Linked DNA regions of Homo sapiens: regions 2 and 3 are each linked to region 1. The links are chromatin contacts, found by Hi-C or POLR2A ChIA-PET in ENCODE. All regions are on one chromosome and are shown on one strand. The core of a region is the stretch at or near the end of the contact, and the rest is flanking DNA. Distances in the headings are between cores, read along the strand shown.

Evidence for each region. A loop is a pair of places that touch in the nucleus more often than their neighbours do. ChIA-PET counts read pairs that join two places held with the same protein, here RNA polymerase II (POLR2A). Pooled maps may share reads with other maps.
Region 2: a pooled map shows a loop between it and region 1 (9-fold over the local background). The contact joins the promoter of DENND4C here to the promoter of PSIP1 in region 1. A Hi-C loop is called at or near these places in 1 of 37 single-sample maps with no recorded cell type and 6 of 50 pooled maps. POLR2A ChIA-PET finds 5 or more read pairs at or near these places in 2 of 52 experiments (B cell and activated T-cell).
Region 3: a loop to region 1 is called in a pooled map, with 31 times the contacts of the local background. The contact joins the promoter of HAUS6 here to the promoter of PSIP1 in region 1. A Hi-C loop is called at or near these places in 6 of 50 pooled maps.

The regions. Positions count from the first base shown.
Region 1 is chr9:15,509,223-15,512,767 of GRCh38, reverse strand. It overlaps PSIP1 (PC4 and SRSF1 interacting protein 1), which reads left to right and starts at 1,798. Exons shown (of 16, transcript NM_033222.5): 1 at 1,798-1,951; 2 at 2,439-2,651. The coding sequence starts at 2,580. RefSeq lists enhancers at 1-126, 779-1,731, 1,732-2,685 and silencers at 1,813-1,892, 1,913-2,122, 2,133-2,192, 2,323-2,372, 2,473-2,672.
Region 2 is chr9:19,229,052-19,232,596 of GRCh38, reverse strand. It overlaps DENND4C (DENN domain containing 4C), which reads right to left and starts at 1,904. Exons shown (of 33, transcript NM_001330640.2): 1 at 1,764-1,904. RefSeq lists silencers at 1,357-1,496, 1,717-2,086, 2,167-2,466 and enhancers at 1,100-1,605, 1,606-2,112, 2,497-2,746.
Region 3 is chr9:19,101,085-19,104,629 of GRCh38, reverse strand. It overlaps HAUS6 (HAUS augmin like complex subunit 6), which reads left to right and starts at 1,726. Exons shown (of 17, transcript NM_017645.5): 1 at 1,726-2,106. The coding sequence starts at 1,979. RefSeq lists an enhancer at 1,484-2,047.

The sequences.
Region 1 (3,545 bases), core at 549-3,048:
AGGTATCCTCTAAAGCAGTTTCTCAAACTTGAATATGCGTAAGAATCACCTAGGGATCCTGTTAAAACGCAGATTATGATTTAGAAGGCCTGGGGAAGGTCTGAGCTTTACCTGAGCTCCCAGGTAAAGCCCTTGCTGCTGGGCCTTGGACCACACTTGAAGTAGCAAGGCCTTACAGGGTTTAGAACAAATAAAGTGCATACACACAAAAAAATGATTGCTGGATGCTGCTTTGGTCTCTCTTACTCTGTATCTTGAGCTTTTCTTCAATACATCTTTTTCCACCTTTTCCTATGCATAATTTATAGCCAACACCTGACAATCATTCCTTTGTGTAATTACTTAGTTGTGCTCTTCCTTCCCTTTTCTTAGTCACCATTCTCACTGAGAAATGCGTCATTTCATGAGTACTCCAGTTACCCCCAGCCTCTTTCTACTAACATCTACCTTGAAACATCAAGAACTGGTTAAATAATCATTTTTACCCCCTTCTTGCTGAGCAACCTATAGTAGCTTCCTACTACACACATTAAATTCATATTCAGAATGAGAAGCTTCAAGACATTTCACCAACCCTTCCTTCTCCTCTGCCAATTTCTCTTTTTGCTCCACTTGGAACTCTCTGCATATTGCCCAGGTATACTTAGTTTCTCGAAACTCCTTACAGGACATTTTACTTTGGGACTGTCTTCTTTCATTCCTTTTTAAAGACATGCTGTATCGCTTTCAAAAAATTCTCAATTTTTACCAATTCAAAAAAAATTTCCTAATTCATTTCCAGTTGAGTCCCGTATTTAAAACAGTATTATCTAGGTGCTAATATATGTCTTATTATTCTTATTTTTATATGTCTTAACATTCTTTTTAAAAATATTTTCAGCCTCTCTAAAGGATCAAAAAATTAACCTTTAAAATCCCTTGAAGAGCATTTTAAGAGAGAAAATATTTGAGGTTTAGTAACACTTACACATTGTACCACCTACCAGCTCCTATTCTACTAGGGAAATAAAATTTAGATGCAGCTAAAATTTAGTTAGGGCCCAAACTCACATCCTATCTAAAAGGTTTCTGTTTTCCTGTCATTGTTTTCTACCCTTCGCATTTTGCATTCAGTAGGGTTGCATTTTTCTTAATAGTTCTTGGTGATGCAAATGCAAAAGAAATGAAATAGGGCTCTCTCATACTACAATTTCAAGGAAAAGGAGACTACGAGGCCCATTCAGCGAGGTGCAAGAGGCCTAGATGCAGCACACCCTGCAACCGCCGCATGCTCCAATTTCATCTTAGGGTTTTCGTACAGCTCCTCTTTTTTGGATGATGCAAACCGCGCAAAAGCAGCATTCAAACCTCCCCACCCTGGAAACGATACAAGAACATGAATCTTTACTGCCACTTTCTCCCTAACACGCAGCCAAGGGAGAGAGGCCCGGATACCCGCCCCCAAAACCGCGTCCACAACAATCATTTCCTCCCTCCCCGCCTTTTACATACAGTACACATACAAATACACACACGCAGAGAAGCCAGCAGGGGCGGGCCGGGCCCGACCACTCCGCAAACCGCAGGGGGAACTTGCGGCAGGCCGAGCTATTTTCGCCCAGTCCTTTCTTCTTCGCTTGCGTCTTCCTCTCCATCTGCATGCACCTGTTACATGAAAGCGAACTTGGGGACGTAGGGTTTCCAGAAAATCCGCTTCGGAGCCACACAGCTTCGCCGGGTGCTGCAACATCCCCCCTCTCTCGGTAAACAGTTGGTCGCGCCCCAGTGCTAGCGGGCGCCGAGCGGGAGCCGCGCGGGAGCAGCGCAGCTACGGCGGCGGCAGCGGCGGCGCGGTTGCGATTCCGAGCCGTTGAGACGCCTCTGCGGCAGCTGGTGGCGCAGGTGGCTTGCGTGGACGCGGGTAGAGGCGACCGGCCAGCAACCGCAGCGTCGGCGCCCGCGGCCCCGGCAGGTGAGCGGGCGACGGGGACTCGCCCCGCCCCCCCCTCGGTGGCGTCGCTCCTGGCTGTAGCGGGGAAGTGGACGCGGCCCGCCCGGGAGCCGAGGGGGCCGAGGCTGCAGCCGCTGGGCAGCAGGTTGCGGGGGAGGCCTTGCGTGGGCGGAAGGGGGCCGCTCGCTTCTCGGAATCCCTGCCTTTTTCTCTCCCATGCACCCCCTCCCTTTTGGGGCTTAAGCTCGGTGGAAAAAGCCCGGAGAAAGATGGGGCGGGCAGACGGGCGATTTCTGGCCGGGCAGCATCCCTGCTTCAGGTGGTGGCGTCTCTTCGGTGGCGGGGTGGAGGACCTGCTCCAGCGCGGAGGCAGCGCACTGGCGGGGGAGGAGCGGGAGGCGGCCGTCCCCTCGCTCTCCCACCCCCACCCGCCGGTTCCCCTCCCCCTCCCCTTGCGGCCCCTCCCTTCGGGGTTCTTCGCTTTAACCGCCCTCGGTGCTCTCCCTAGCAGGCGCGTCGGGACGCCCCGAGGCATCCTCCCCCGCCCGCGGGCCCGGTAGCTGGGCCCGCGTCCGCCGCCCGCATCCCCGCGCCGCCGCATCTCCTCGCCGCCTCCCGGGCTTCGGACCCCCGGTCTCGCCCCCGAAACATGACTCGCGATTTCAAACCTGGAGACCTCATCTTCGCCAAGATGAAAGGTTATCCCCATTGGCCAGCTCGAGTAAGTGATTTGTAGCCCTCGCGCTTAGCAGTGCTACCCTCCTCTCCAGAGGCCTGCTGCCCACCGTGTCTCTTTATTTTTTCTTCTGTCCTTTCTCTCCCTCGCTTTAGTCTCATTTGTAACCTGACCTTTCATTTTAGTTTTTTGCCCAATAATCTCCCGTGTAATTATGAAAATCCAGACGTTTCTACATACCTGTGTATTTCCCTATGGTTTATTGGCAGACTTGGACAGATTTTCTTCCTAGGAAATATTTAAATGCGTTGCTAGTTAATATTCCATTGTAGGTGAAATAATGAAGAGTGAATTTTTGTTTAAAAATTAGTGAAACATTGACATTTCCATAGTTTTGGATCAAGTACAAAATATCAATGGAATTTGTGCAGATTACACACAAACACTTGGATGTCAGAGAAGTGCGTATGTGATTAAATTGGATTTACAGGGTTTTAAAAAAAATACCTTGTACTTGATGAGGCCTTCTGGATTTGCTTGTTTAATACAGATTCAGGACTGGATATTCTTGAAAGTATTACAGTAGTTTAGTACCGAGGAAGGGCCAGAAAATTCATTTCTCCTTTTTTATTTGAGATGTTTATGACCTTGAAGAAGTTGTTTTACCTTTTTGTTTCCAATAGGCAAAAAGGAGGTGTGGACCAGATTCCTCAGTTCACATCTAGTGGTACAGAGAAATGATTAAGGACCCAGGATGTTTTGTGACATTGAGGAATTGAGACTGTTTAAAGATCTACGCTCCATTTTTAGAAAAAGGGTTCTTTTTGTTTATGGTGGTACCCAGGCTCTCAAACAGAGATAGATAGGACCTAAGATATGTTGCAATCAATTAGATTAGGTAAACTCAAGATCCTTTAAAAATATACTTACATGGGGTTC
Region 2 (3,545 bases), core at 655-3,154, 3.7 Mb before region 1:
GACAATAGAATGCACTCATTTACAAAGCATACAGGACTAAATTACTCCAATATGCAACTTCAAAATTTCTCCAATATACAACGACAACATTTCTAACATCATAGCTTTTCTATTACCCAAATCAGTAAGTCTAAATAGTAGTACTGTACACTGCACGAGGTACTATTGGCCAAAGTCAAGTCGCATATGATCAGTTCACTACAACAGGTTATACAAAAGATCAGACCCCTAATCTCAATAAACTATTTTGCAAAATGGTCAACGGAGATACCAATGCGGAGGAAAGTGTGGATTGAGTGGCAGAAAACCCTTTGCCACTACTGAAAAAAAAAACAAGTCAAAGCAAGCCTATATGACAGGCAGATCATGTTCATGAATACAAATCTAACTTCATTGCCGACTTCCCAGTCTCACAGCAAGACGGCAGTTTACCAACTCTTTAACAGTAATACAAAGAACAGGACAGAAAATATAGTTTCTTTTTTGCATGCTATAGTGATCAAGAATAAAGGATACCTTTAATGTTCAAAGATGAAAACTTCCTTTTGCAACTAATATTGCTCTTATCGCGTGTACACAGAAAAATCATACAACGCTCTGCATTTCTGATAGAGTAATACACACTATCACATCAAATCAAGTATTTATCCAGAACTTAGCGCCTTAGCACTAACGTTCTCCCCTCTCATTATACACAGACCGGAAGGGAAAACCTATTCCTACGTAAATTAGGGCCTAGGAAGAACGCCTCAACACGGGTTTGCACACAATTAAGCAGGCTCAGTGGGTCAATTTCTCAGGCTACAACGCTTGACAGTATCTCGGAGGCACAAAGAGACAGCTGAGGGTTCACTACTGGAAATGACACTTTCCCTCAAATTTGCACAAGTACCCGCGGTAACTACCCTAAATTTTCCCGTGTGACAAACATACATAAGGGGAGAAGGAGGCGGTACTATTTAAAAACTGGGTAATTCCTTATTAGTGCAGATAAAAGACGGTCTTCGAGAGGGAAAAGGTCTATCAAGCAGAAAAGGGGAGGAAAAAAAAAAAGACGTGACAGCATTCTTAAAACAGAAAAAGTTACAGCTCTTTACAGGAGTCAGCCTTAGGACTTCATTCCTTGGTTTTGTGTTTAGTCACTCCAGAGTTAAAAGGATACTGCCCTCCTAGAAAGTCATCCCCGACAAAGAAGCCCTGAGGATCGGCCACCGTAAGACAGAGAAGGAAATGTCTTCAATTCACCAGAGACACCTGCCCAGGTCCCCCTCCTCCCCGTTGTCCCCGACACTTCTCAGTCCCCCGACTCCTCTCGAGACTGCCCGCCACCCCTGGCTCTAGCTCTCCGCTCTCTCAGCCTCGACCCCCTCTGGGAAGCCCCGATCCTGCTCCCTCCGCACCCCGGCCCCCACCAAAGCGGCCGTCGCCCCGGCGGTCCCCCGGGCCCAGACCCCTCGCGCTTGTACGCAAACGATTCTCATGGGCCCGGCGGGCGACGCGGGGAGGCTCTTCAGGGGCAGCCTTTCCCCGACTGCATCCCGCAGGATCCGGGGACTCCCCGCCCCCGGAAACCGCGGAGAAACTAGGCCACGAACGCCAGCCGCGGCCACTCTCCGCCTCCTCGGCGACCCCCCGCGGGCCAGCCACTCGGAACTCAGCCCTCCGGGCTCTACCTGTCCCGCGCCCTCCCAGCCTTGCAGCGCAGGCCCCGCGAGGGCACGGCGCAGGCTTCCTCCGCCAAAGGCCCCGCGCCGCAGCCTCACCTGCTGCCTGCTCCTCTGTCAGCGCAGCCCCGACACGGCTTCTTCCTGGGGCAAGAAAGCACCGGATTCGCGGACTGGGCGCGCTCGGCAGGGCAGGGCGGGGGACTAGCTCCAGCGGCCGCCGCCGCCTCAGTCCGGTCTGCGCCTGCGCCGCCTCGCGGGCAGGGTCTCCGAGGGGCGCCGCCTACAGCCAGGGGCGATGGCCGGAGCGCTGGCCCGCGCGGGTGCCTCCGCGCTGTGAGCCGTCGGACAGTGCGGGCGGCGCGTCGCCTAGGAGCTGCCCGCGGCGCAGCCGTCCCAAGACCTGACCGCCATGTTTCTGTTCCCTTTTTCTCCCCCGCCTTCCGCCCCTTTCCACAAAACAGCACTTTCTTTTCCCCCTCCCTCTCCCTTTCCTCCTGCGGGGGCGGGTGGAAAAGGGCGGGGGGTGGGAGGGAGAAGACGCAGGGAGGAGGGGGGCGGTGCGGTGCTCAGGCCCCTCCCCCGGGGAGGGCCGAGGCCCTGCAGCCACCGCTCCCCTCCCCCGCCCGACCCCTGTGCGACCCCCGCGGGGCGCGGGGTCTGAGCCTTGCGGGCCTCCGATCCCCTCCTCAGCGTTCGCGCGGCCGAGCCTGCAGAAACAGAGCTGGGGAGAAAGCGCTCTGGAGGCCGCTGTGCACCCCTTCCTGCAGGGCTCAGACTGGCGGTGTGATGTGGGTTTATTGCCTTGGCCTGAGGCAGGTGGCGGCTGCTTCTCTCGGAGTTTTCAAAGACAGGGAAAGTGATGCCGAGTGGCTGAAGGTCACTGAGGACAGTGCCGGGAGATACGTGAAGATTCCTTCCCAGGGAAGGAATCTGGAATTCCCACGCATGAGTAGAGGGCTCTAGAGAGACCCGCGCGCTGGCCCTTCCCGAAACCCCTTGGCTCCAGTGCACCATGTGAGTCCCTGGCCGCGCTCGGTGTCTCTCCTTCGGCCCAGATTTGGGGATGGGAATTCCTAATGGAGAAATCGCTCATTTGCATAGTCAGTACCCTCACGCCTCCTAAGTGTAGCCTCATTATCGACACAGACGCCTGCAGAGTCGTTTCTCTATAATGCAAATTTTGCAGGATATTTTTGAACAACGTTTTTGAGTTATCATAGTAAATGAAAAAGCAATTACTAGTTATTTAGGAAGAAGGAAATGGTTTGAAGTAGAGATAACTTTTTTACCTCTGGGGGGAAAAAAAGGCGAATGACTTCAGATTCCATGGCAGGTCAAAATCAGAACTGGTAAGATTTCTGCATATCTGGTGAGTATCCACATAAATAATCATTTTCCTGAAAATTACACTCTCCTTATTTAATCTGTATTTTTGCATAAAAATGTGAGATTATACCTGGGTCATAAATGCACTGCTGTCCATTTATTTCTGAAGTTTATTGCATAGCCATGGATAATTTGAGTTTTATATTCAATAGCAGAAACTATTTTTCTAACCACGTAAGCAGTCAGAATTGATTTCAGAAGAAATGCGCAGCAATAAAAGTTAAGGCTTATTTAATAACAGTTTGGGGCCAATTTGGTCCCCCTGGAAACTATCTTTGACATTGACAATCCGAAGAGCAAAAGTTTAAGAAAGGATCTAATACTTCAAAATTTAGCTTGTGGGCCGGACGCGGTGGTTCACGTCTGTAATCCCAGCACTTTGGGAGGCTGAGGCGGGCGGATCACCTGAGGTCGAGAGTTCCAGACCAGCCTGACCAACATGGAGAAACACTGTCTCTACTAAAAATACAAAATTAGCCGGGCGTGGTGGTG
Region 3 (3,545 bases), core at 477-2,976, 3.6 Mb before region 1:
AGCTATGGGTGATAGCATAAACTTCAAAAGGTGCTTTTAGGCTGGGCACGGTGGCTCATTCCTTGGGAGGTCAAGGTGGGCAGGTCGCTTGAGCCCAGGAGTTCGAGCCCAGCCTGGGCAACTTAGTGGCTTTTCTTTCTTTCTCTCTCTCTCTCTCCTCTTTTTTTTTTTTTTTTTTGAGACAGAGTCTCACTTTGTCGCCCAGGCTGGAATGCAGTGGAAGGATCTTGGCTCACTGCAACGTCTGCCTCCCGGGTTCAAGCGATTCTTCTGCCTCAGCCTCCCGAGTAGCTGAGCTGGGATTACAGGCATGCGCTACCACGCCCGGCTAATTTTGTATTTTTAGTAGAGACGGGGTTTCTACATGTTGGTCAGGCTGGTCTCGAACTCCCCACCTCAGGTGATCCGCCCACCTTGGCCTCCCAAAGTGCTGGGATTATAGGCGTGAGCCACTGTGCCCCGCCTCTCTCTCTTTTATTAAGGTGATTTTAGTGAGGCAGGAGACAATCATTGCCAGAGGTAGCAATGAGACTTAAAAGCAGGTTACCCAATCCACTTCCAGGCCCTGTTGTCAGTGGGGTTTGTGGTAGGCAACAGCTGTCAATTAAGACGACGGGCCGGGTGCGGTGGCTCACGCCTATAATCCCAGCACTTCGGGAGGCCGAGGAGGGCGGATCACGAGGTCAGGAGATCGAGACCATCCTGGCTAACAGGGTGAAACCCCGTCTCTACTAAAAATACAAAAAATTAGCCCGGCGTGGTGGTGGGAGCCTGTAGTCCCAGCTACTCGGGAGGCTGAGGCAGGAGAATGGCGTGAACCTGGGAGGCGGAGCTTGCAGTGAGCCGAGATTGCGCCACTGCACTCCAGCCTGGGAGACAGAGCTAGACTCCGTCTCAAAAAAAAAAAAAAAAAAAAAAAAAAAATTAAGAGGACTGCAGGCGGCCAGGCGCAGTGGCTCACGCCTGTAATCCCAGCACTTTGGGAGGCCAAGACCGGCAGATAACCTGAGGTCAGGAGTTCGAGACCAGCCAGCCAACATGGTGAAACCCCGTCTCCATTAAAAATACAAAAAAATTAGCCGGGCGTGGTGGCGGACACCTGTTAATCCCAGCTACTCGGGAGGCTGAGGCAGGAGAATCGCTTGAACCCGGGAGGCGGAGGTTGCAGTGAGCCGAAATCGCGTCACTGCACCCCAACTTGAGCAACAAGAGCGAAACCCCGTCTCAAAAAAAAAAAAAAAAAAAAAAAAGACTGCAGGACTGCAGGGGAGTATAGAGCCAGATTTCATTTAAAGCAGGAAAAGGAACATCCGGCATTTGAGGACATAGATTTCGCTAACGACAGAAATGAGGCTCAGAGATTACGTGACTTGATTAGAGTCACAGTGAGCATAGCGGAGGATGGAACCAATGCTTTAACTCTACACCGAGGCATAGTGCTCCATTTATGGCTTTTTTGTGACGTAACAACTAGGATACACAAGCAAATGGACCCCACTAACCAAGAATCAGAAACCCGAAGGCCCGAGGATCTGGGCACGACAGCGGTTAAGCAAGCGCAGAGCAAGTCGCTGGCCGCGCAATGCCCGGTGGGTCTTGCAGTTTCTTGGCTGGGCATGGCCGGAAGGGAGGAGAGAAGGACGCATTGCATGGCGGGAGATATAGTCTTTGCCGGAAGTCCCTCCTCCCTCGGACGCCTGGCGGCGCCGGCGCACACTGCTCTTCCTTAAGGGCGGGAGTCTCGGTTTGTGGTGGCTTCGCTGAGGCAGTGGTGGCCGCACTATACCGTTAGAAACTCAATTTCCCGGAGGTTGTGAGGCCCTTTGAGGCGAAATCGCTCTGGGCGTGAAAGGAGCAGGCGTTGGCAATGGAAGGACCACCGCGACCTCAGGCTGACCGTAGGGAGGGATCTTGAGGGCCCTCCGAGTCCCCTGGGCTTGCGCTTTCTTTCTTTGCAGCCACCGTGCCTACCGCGAGGATGAGCTCGGCCTCGGTCACCGCTTTCGAGAAGGAGCATCTCTGGATGTATCTGCAGGCGCTCGGCTTCGAGCCAGGCCCGGCAACCATTGCCTGCGGAAAGATCGTGTCGCACACGCACCTCGGAGTGTAAGGAGGCCGGGGCCGGCGGGGCGAGGGAGCCTGAACCGGGGGACGCCGGGGGACTCCCCCTTTTGTAGACCCCGGAGGTTGATTAATCAGAATTGGTTGAGCAGTTACTCTGTGCCAGGCATTGGCTCCAAAGTTCCTACTCCCAGTTGCTGCCAGCCTAGGGGCAGAGACAGACAGTAAATAATGCAAGAGTGCCGGAAGCGCTCTGTAGGGGAGTGCAAAAGTCTGCAGATGGGGAGAGTGCAAGACTGGAGGAGCAGCTTAACTCTGCCTATGTGGTGGAGGGGTGGTCTGTGAAGTAGTGGGAGGGATGGCGGGTGGTAGTGGAAGAGCATGGGAACCATATGTACAAAACACCTTTTGGACTCAAGGGAGCCTTTGAAGGTGGTTGTTTAATTTTATAATTTTTAATTTTTTAATTAGTAAGGCATGTTGGAGTTAGCATAAAACAACGGAGAAGGGTATTAAAAACAAATACCCTTTTAAGAAAAGTATGGAAAGTAAAAGCCCCTTCCCTACTTTTTCCACTTCTGTTTTATCAACTTTAGCCAGTATCTCTATTTAATCATTCCCACTGTAGGCCAAGAGGAATTCTTTTCTTTCATATGGAGTCTCCCTCTGTTGCCAGGCTGGAGTGCAGTGGCACGATCTCGGCTCACTGCACCCTCCAACTCCCTGGTTCAAGCGATTCTCCTGCCTCAGCCTCCCGAGTAGCTGGGATTACAGGCACTTGCCACCACGCCCAACCAATTTTTGTATCTTTAGTAGAGACGGGGTTTCACCATGTTGGCCAGGATGGTCTCGATCTCCTGAGCTCATGATCCACCTGCCTCGGCCTCCCAAAGTGCTGGGATTACAGGCGTGAGCCACCGTGCCCGGCCTCTATTTTTTTAAAGTATTATTATTTTAGAGACAGTAGCTAACCATGTTGCCCAGGCTGGTCTCAAAATTCCTGGGCTCAAGCAATCCTCCTGCTTCGGTCTTCCAAAGTGCTGGGATTATAGATATGAGCCATTGTTTTTTGTTTTGAGACAGGGTCTCCCACTCTGTCGCCCAGTCTGGAGTGCAGTTGTGCGATCACAGCTCACTGCAGCCTCCAACTCCTGGGCTCAGGCGATCCTCCCACTTCACCCTCCTGAGTAGCTGGGACTACAGGTGCGTGGCACCATGCCTAGGGTCGGCATGTTGCCCAGGCTGGTCTTGAGCTCCTGGCCTCCAGCAATCCCCCCGCCTTGGCCACTCCAAGTGCTGGGATTACAGATGTGAGCCACCGAGCCTGGCCTGTTTTATTTATGTTCATAGTTGTACATATTTTGGGGATATAAAATTTTGATATTTTGATACACTTATACAATGTATAAGGATCAGATCAGGATAAATGGGATAGCCATCATCTCAAACATTTATCTTTCCTTTGTGTTGGAAACATTTCAGTT